Linked DNA regions of Homo sapiens: region 2 is linked to region 1. Evidence: chromatin contacts called from ENCODE Hi-C or POLR2A ChIA-PET data. All regions are on one chromosome and are shown on one strand. The core of a region is the stretch at or near the end of the contact, and the rest is flanking DNA. Distances in the headings are between cores, read along the strand shown.

Region 1 (2,971 bases), core at 195-2,694:
CCTGTTTTTTTTTTTTTTTTTTTTTTTTTTGGTAGAGAGAACTGACCCAAAGAGACTGGGTGAATTAATGTCAAGCAGCTTATAAAAAAGATTTTCCACCTTGCCTCACTTTGTTTTGCATAATGGTTGTAATCAGTAGTATTCTAAGCAATCTGTAATTTTTATAACATTAGCTGAAACTGTTCTTGTAACTGACATTGTGATAATTCCCCAACATTCATTCCACCTCATTCCGTCTCCAAGCCAATTAATATTACTCTATTCCTCATGGCAGTGTTTGGTTCAGGAATGAGCATGTGATCCAATTCTGGCAAGCAAGAGGTAGTTCAAGGAAACATTTTCTTTCTCTTTAATGAGTCCCAGAATGATACAATTGCCATGTAATACCTGAATTGGCCTCTTGTTAATAGTCTAAGGAAGAGGCCCAAGAATGGAAAGTGGAGACATGAAAATAACTAGTCTATATTGAACTATATCGAGTATCCAGGTCAACCAGCCTGCCTAACTTTGTGGTCCCTGTTATAGGATAGTAAATTTCCTGATTATTTTGTGGTTTAGTTATGGTTTTCTGATATTTATAGCTAAAGCATCCTAAGTGTTACTGACACTTTGTGTTTTTCATTACCAAATACTGTGTTTTGTACAAATTTATGGATGTTTAAAACATAAAATGATTGGTTTATGACATTTATGTCATAGTTAACTTTTCCAAGGTCGTCTACTCTTAAAATAAATTCCTCTGACTCCCTGATTATCTTTTTCCTCCATTCTTCCAAAACTCTGTAAGGATAGAGTTTTGGGATAGAGTTTTGCTTTTCTCAAAGTCTTTGTTTCAGTGAGCTCAGACTTTAGTCAGCCATTCACTTCATGTGCATGACGGCATACATAGTTTTTCAATCTCACATTTCTCTTAATCTCTGGTTCTATATGTTCAACTACCTGTAGATCATCTCCTTTTGTGACTTATTGTAACTTCAGGGTTAACAGGTCACACATTGGGTTCTTCACTCTCCCATCCACTCTACCTCTGAAAAAAAAAATTCATGCAACTCTCCTTTCAAAGGAAGCTATCTTGCTGCCTGTGAAGGTGAATCATGACTGATACATAGAAACTTTATTTGAGGGAATTCCTCATGTTCAGCCTTTTGTAATTTGAAAAAAATGTAAATGAAGGACTTTTTTGAGAATAGTTAACCTATGGTTCAGGCTTAATAATTTGTATTTTTTTAGCTTTTGAAAGAATCTGTCTCAGGACATTTTCTGTCTCTTATTTTGTGTAATTTTAAATATACTTTTTGTCTCTTCCATCAGTGAAGCACACTTTCTATTTCCTTTCCATTTTTGTGTTTCTTCCTTTCGCATTTCATGGTCCCCTTTTCCTTTCTTCCAGTTTCACTTAGTCACTCTAGAATCATCTTTGACTCATTTTTGACTCATCTTTTTCCTTTATTCTCTTTGTTCAGTCTATTATATTTTTTTTTAGAATGTCTCATATTTTTTACTTTCCATTTTTCAATACTATAGACACTCATCATCTCATGCCTGGATTAATATAATAGCCTCTTAGCCAGTGTTCTTTTCTCAAGTTTTTATTCATTCTTTTTGCCAGACTAAGTTTACTAAGATACTGATTTAACTTCTATGTGCCTGACACACAGGAGGTACTTGGTATATGTAGAAGAAATGATAAATAATTCTCCTTTGCCTACCAAATCAAGTCCCAGGCTTCTTTAATTGGCTTTCCAGAGCTTTCATGATCTGGTCCATTCTACATGTTCAATATTGTTTGTTATTGCTTCTTAACAAGCATCTTCCATTCTATTTTAGCCAAAATTCTTTGTTGCCATTAGCATAATTCTTAGTTCTTTCTGCCTTTTGGTTTTGTTTTCCTCTACATCCCTTCCCATACTTGAAATGCTTTCTCTCAATGTACTTGTACTAAACAGGGTTGGACCAGGAAAGAGGTGGCACGGTGGAATGGTAATTGAGAAAAGATTAATGAACTACGTAAATGAAAGCTATTTACGTAGTTGTAGACAGAGGTAAGGGAAAACAACAAGGGATGGTGAAGCACCCCACAGATAAAAGTAGTGGGAGAATGATTAGCACACCTGTACCTGAAGAGATAAGGGAATGAAGCAGATGCTGGAATCTGGAAAGAGCTGTAGCTATAGCTGCAGAAGAAAGCCTAAGGCAGAAGCTGTGGGGTTTTTTTTTCTTTTTCTTTTTTTTTTTTAAAGAGACTAGGGTAGGGGGTGGGTTTTTATTTTTAAGAGATGGGGGCGGTGGGGGGTCACTGTGGCGCAATTATCGGTCACTGCAGCTTTGAACTCCTAGGCTCAAGTGATCCTCCAGCTTCAGCTTCCTGAGTAGCTAGGACCAGAGGCATACACCATCATGCCTGGCTTATCTTTTTATTTATTTAGAGACAGGGTCTTGCTTTGTTGCCCAGAATAGTTTTGAACTCTTGGCTTCAAGCAATCCTCCTGCCTTAGCCTCCCAAATCACTAGGATTAGCTGTGATCTTTGGTAAAGATATAGAGGTATTACCAATTTGTGGTTAGTAGGGAGGGAGCTGGTAAAATACCTCATTCTCTTTCTCTTTATAGCCTACTGATCTACTAGTACCTCCCACAGATTTAACCCAATCAGGAGCCAGAAGGCAGAGAGTTTGCTATACCCACAGATATCAGCCACATAGGGCACAGAGCAGTGTGGAGAAAGGGTGGGAAGTGAATCAGGAGTGATAAATGGAGGATATCCACTATACTACTCATTCTTCAAGGCCCAGCTCAAGGTCTACCCCCTTCATTCAAACTTTGGTTCATTCCTTCGATATATACTAATTGTTCTCTTTATGCCAGACATCAATTTGTCTGCCTGCTTTTCTAAGAATAGAGCCCTATCTCTTGACTCACGTGGTTACTTTAGCAGTCATTTTATGCAGTGTACATATCCAAAGGTGATATTT
Region 2 (3,209 bases), core at 531-3,030, 49 kb before region 1:
CAGAGATGGTTTAACAGACGTAAGTCAATAAATGTCATATATCATGTAAACAGAATTTAAAAGAAAAATCACGTGATCATCTCAGTAGACACAGAAAAAGTATTTGGCAAAATCCAGCATCCCTTTATGATTAAAACCCTCAGCAAAATCATCATAGAAGGGACATACCTTAAGGTAATAAAAGCCATCTATGACAAACCCACAGCCAACATTATACGGGGAGAAGTTGAAAACATTCCCTCTGAGAACTGGAACAAGACAAGGATGCCCACTTTCACCACTTCTATTCAACATAGTACTAGAAGTCCTAGCCAGAGCAATCAGACAAAAGAAAGAAAGGGCATACAAATTGGTAAAGAGAAAGTCAAACTGTCGCTGTTTGTGGATAGTATGATCATATATCTAGAAAACCCTAAAGACTCATCCAAAAAGCTCCTAGAACTGGCAAATCAATTCAACAAGGTTTCAGGATACAAAATTAATGTACACAAATCAGTAGCTCTGCTTTACACCAATAGCAATCAAGCTGAGAATCAAATTAAAAACTCAACCCCTTTTACAATAGCTGCAAAACAAACAACAACCAAAAAAACATAGGAATATACCTAACCAAGGAGATGGAAGACCTCTACAAGGAAAACTACAAAACACCACTGAAAGAAATCACAGATGACATAAACAAATGGAAACACATCCCATGCTCATGGATAACTAGAATCAATATTGTGAAAATGACCATATTGCCAAAAGCATCCACAAATTCAATGCAATTTCCATAAAAATACCAGCATTATTCTTCACAGAACTAGAAAAACTAATTTTAAAACTCATATGGAACCAAAAAAGAGCCTGCATAGCCAAAGCAAGACTAAGCAAAAAGAACAAATCTGGAGACATCACATTACCTGACTTCAAACTATTCTACAAGGCCATAGTCACCAAAACAGCATGATACTGGTATAAAAATAGGCACATAGATCAATGGAACAGAATAGAGAACCCAGAAATAAACCCAAATACTTACAGCCAACTGATCTCTGACAAAGCAAATGAAAACATAAAGTGAAGAAAGGACATCCTTTTCAACAAGTGGTGCTGGGATAATTGGCAAGCCACATGTAAAAGAATGAAGCTAGAACCTCATCTCTCACCTTAACAAAAATCAAATCAAGATGGATCAAAGGCTTAAATCTAAGACCTGAAGCCATACAAATTCTAGAATAACCATAAAAATTCTGGAAAAACCCTTCTAGACATTGGCTTAGGCAATGACTTCATGACAAGAACCCAAAGTTATTTTTAAGCCACAAAATTTAAGTTCCTGAGGGAGATGTTCCATTATTGAGCACGTAAGTTATATAGAGGTGGGGGTGATTTCAGAAATGTTTGGAACCTGTTGTCTGAAGCAGCCAGTGAAACCCAGAAAAATTCTTAATTGTCTCTTAGTAACCAGCCTTGGAAAGTATTGAATCGTTTATAATTCATCAGGAGTGATACATTTACCCCCTTGAGATTAATCATACCGTAAATAATGTGCTTTGTTCTGACAAACTTCTAAACTTTTTTTGGAATTTTCACGACCTTGCTAAAAGAGTAAGTTGATAAATGGAATCAGTCTTACAACTCTCCACATCTTTAGAACGTCGAAAAAACTTGTCCCCATATTATGCAAGTGTAGTGTTACAAGGAAATTTAATATCCTTGAGGTTCCTCAGTAAATCCCTGACGCATCACTATCCAGGTAAATTTTTGACTTTCCCAGGAAAAAACAAATAGGTGTTGACTATCTTGATCTAAAGGGACAGTATAGAAAGCACAACACGTATCTATAGTGGTTAAAAAAAAAAAAAAAGTAACTTCGAGTAGCACTGAAGATAACATAGTACTTGGGCTCAGTAATACAAAGAAGTGGGTAAAATGTTTATTTTATTTATGGTCTTAAGGTCTTGAACAAATCTTTATCCTCATTCACTGGGTTTTTTGACTGGGAAACAACAGTGTTTAAAGACTGACTCATTTTTACTGTGACTATTTTTATACCAGTCATACTTCATAAGGTATGACTCATCTTTTCTCTATTAGGCCTTTGGACTATTGGCTTTAGTTCTTCTTTAGCATCTGGTTTTAGAGGTATTTTGTAAACTTAGGTAGAGGTTTAGATGGGTGGATCTGAACCTTACTGCCAATATCAGTAAAACTTTTTTCCCACAAAGTGCTACTTCATGGAGATCTTCAATTTGGTTTGATCATACATAAAGTTACCAGTAAGTCAACATCTAAATTAGCTACGATCTGATTATGAACAGGAAAGTCATCAGGGATCTGAGGGAAAAGAAAAGGAAAATAAAAAACAGGAGAGAACTTAATTTTGCAATTCTGTTTACATAATAGATCCCTATCTTTTAATTTGATGGGCATGATGTTGTAAAGGAAAATAATATTTCTCATTTGGGGAACCGAGGTTGGCAGTTAACAGGCTGAAACAGGGAGAATATCTGTGGATTATTTGAGATACCCCTATCTGTGTAGCTCATTGGCTTCAAGAGAGAGGTTACTTTTAATATTTAGAGAAATTTCTCTTTGCAAGTTTGAGAATAAAATGAGAAGTTGAATACACGATTTCTCCCCATAGCAGTGTCATTGATTTGCCCACTGATTATTTTCCTTTATTTTCTTAGCTAGACCATGACAATTATTTTTCTAATGTACTTTCTGCGTATAAGTACTTATACGTGTCTTTACCAAGAGGCACTCTCCTCTAGTGCTTGATGACCGCAGTGGGAACATTTAGTTATTTTATTTGTGAAGCCATTAGTTTATTTTATTTGTGTTCTAAGCCTTTTTTTTGAAGATGTAGATTTGGAGATCTAGTAGTAGAGCTATTTCCCATTACAAATTTGTTACATATTAAATTCCCTGGTTCTGTATTTAAGGCTATTCACAAAAATTGAGGAAAGAGCTGGAAGTCAACAGCTTCAGAATCTACTCCTCAAGGAACCTATCCCTGAAGTCTCCAGTGGACTCATTCTTTCCTTCCTTCCTTGCAGGTGTGGTTAGAGTCACCTTTATTTTCACAGGAAGAACTTTGGGGATAGCCCCTGAAAGATTTAGTCAAACATCTACAGTTTTTCTAAATCTGCCTGGTTTCCTAAATGGTTTGAGACTTCCTAAGTCATTCTTGTGATGTTCTCACTTTGCCTTTTTCATTC

Evidence for each region. A loop is a pair of places that touch in the nucleus more often than their neighbours do. ChIA-PET counts read pairs that join two places held with the same protein, here RNA polymerase II (POLR2A). Pooled maps may share reads with other maps.
Region 2: a pooled map shows a loop between it and region 1 (2.2-fold over the local background). The contact joins two enhancer-like sites. A Hi-C loop is called at or near these places in 1 of 168 maps with a recorded cell type or tissue (PC-3), 1 of 37 single-sample maps with no recorded cell type and 1 of 50 pooled maps. POLR2A ChIA-PET finds 5 or more read pairs at or near these places in 2 of 52 experiments (IMR-90 and OCI-LY7).

Annotation. Positions count from the first base shown.
Region 1 is chr11:32,657,289-32,660,259 of GRCh38, reverse strand. All of the region lies in intron 9 of CCDC73 (coiled-coil domain containing 73), which reads left to right. Among named protein-coding and RNA genes, the nearest start is that of EIF3M, 75 kb to the right of the region's middle. Within about 2 kb of position 1,444, at least 2 of the 41 ENCODE cell types and tissues checked have a DNase peak (open chromatin) inside an H3K27ac peak, as active enhancers do; they include PC-3, where a contact is called at or near this core.
Region 2 is chr11:32,706,027-32,709,235 of GRCh38, reverse strand. The region is part of intron 3 of CCDC73 (coiled-coil domain containing 73); the gene reads left to right. Among named protein-coding and RNA genes, the nearest start is that of CCDC73, 87 kb to the left of the region's middle. Within about 2 kb of position 1,780, at least 3 of the 41 ENCODE cell types and tissues checked have a DNase peak (open chromatin) inside an H3K27ac peak, as active enhancers do; they include PC-3, where a contact is called at or near this core.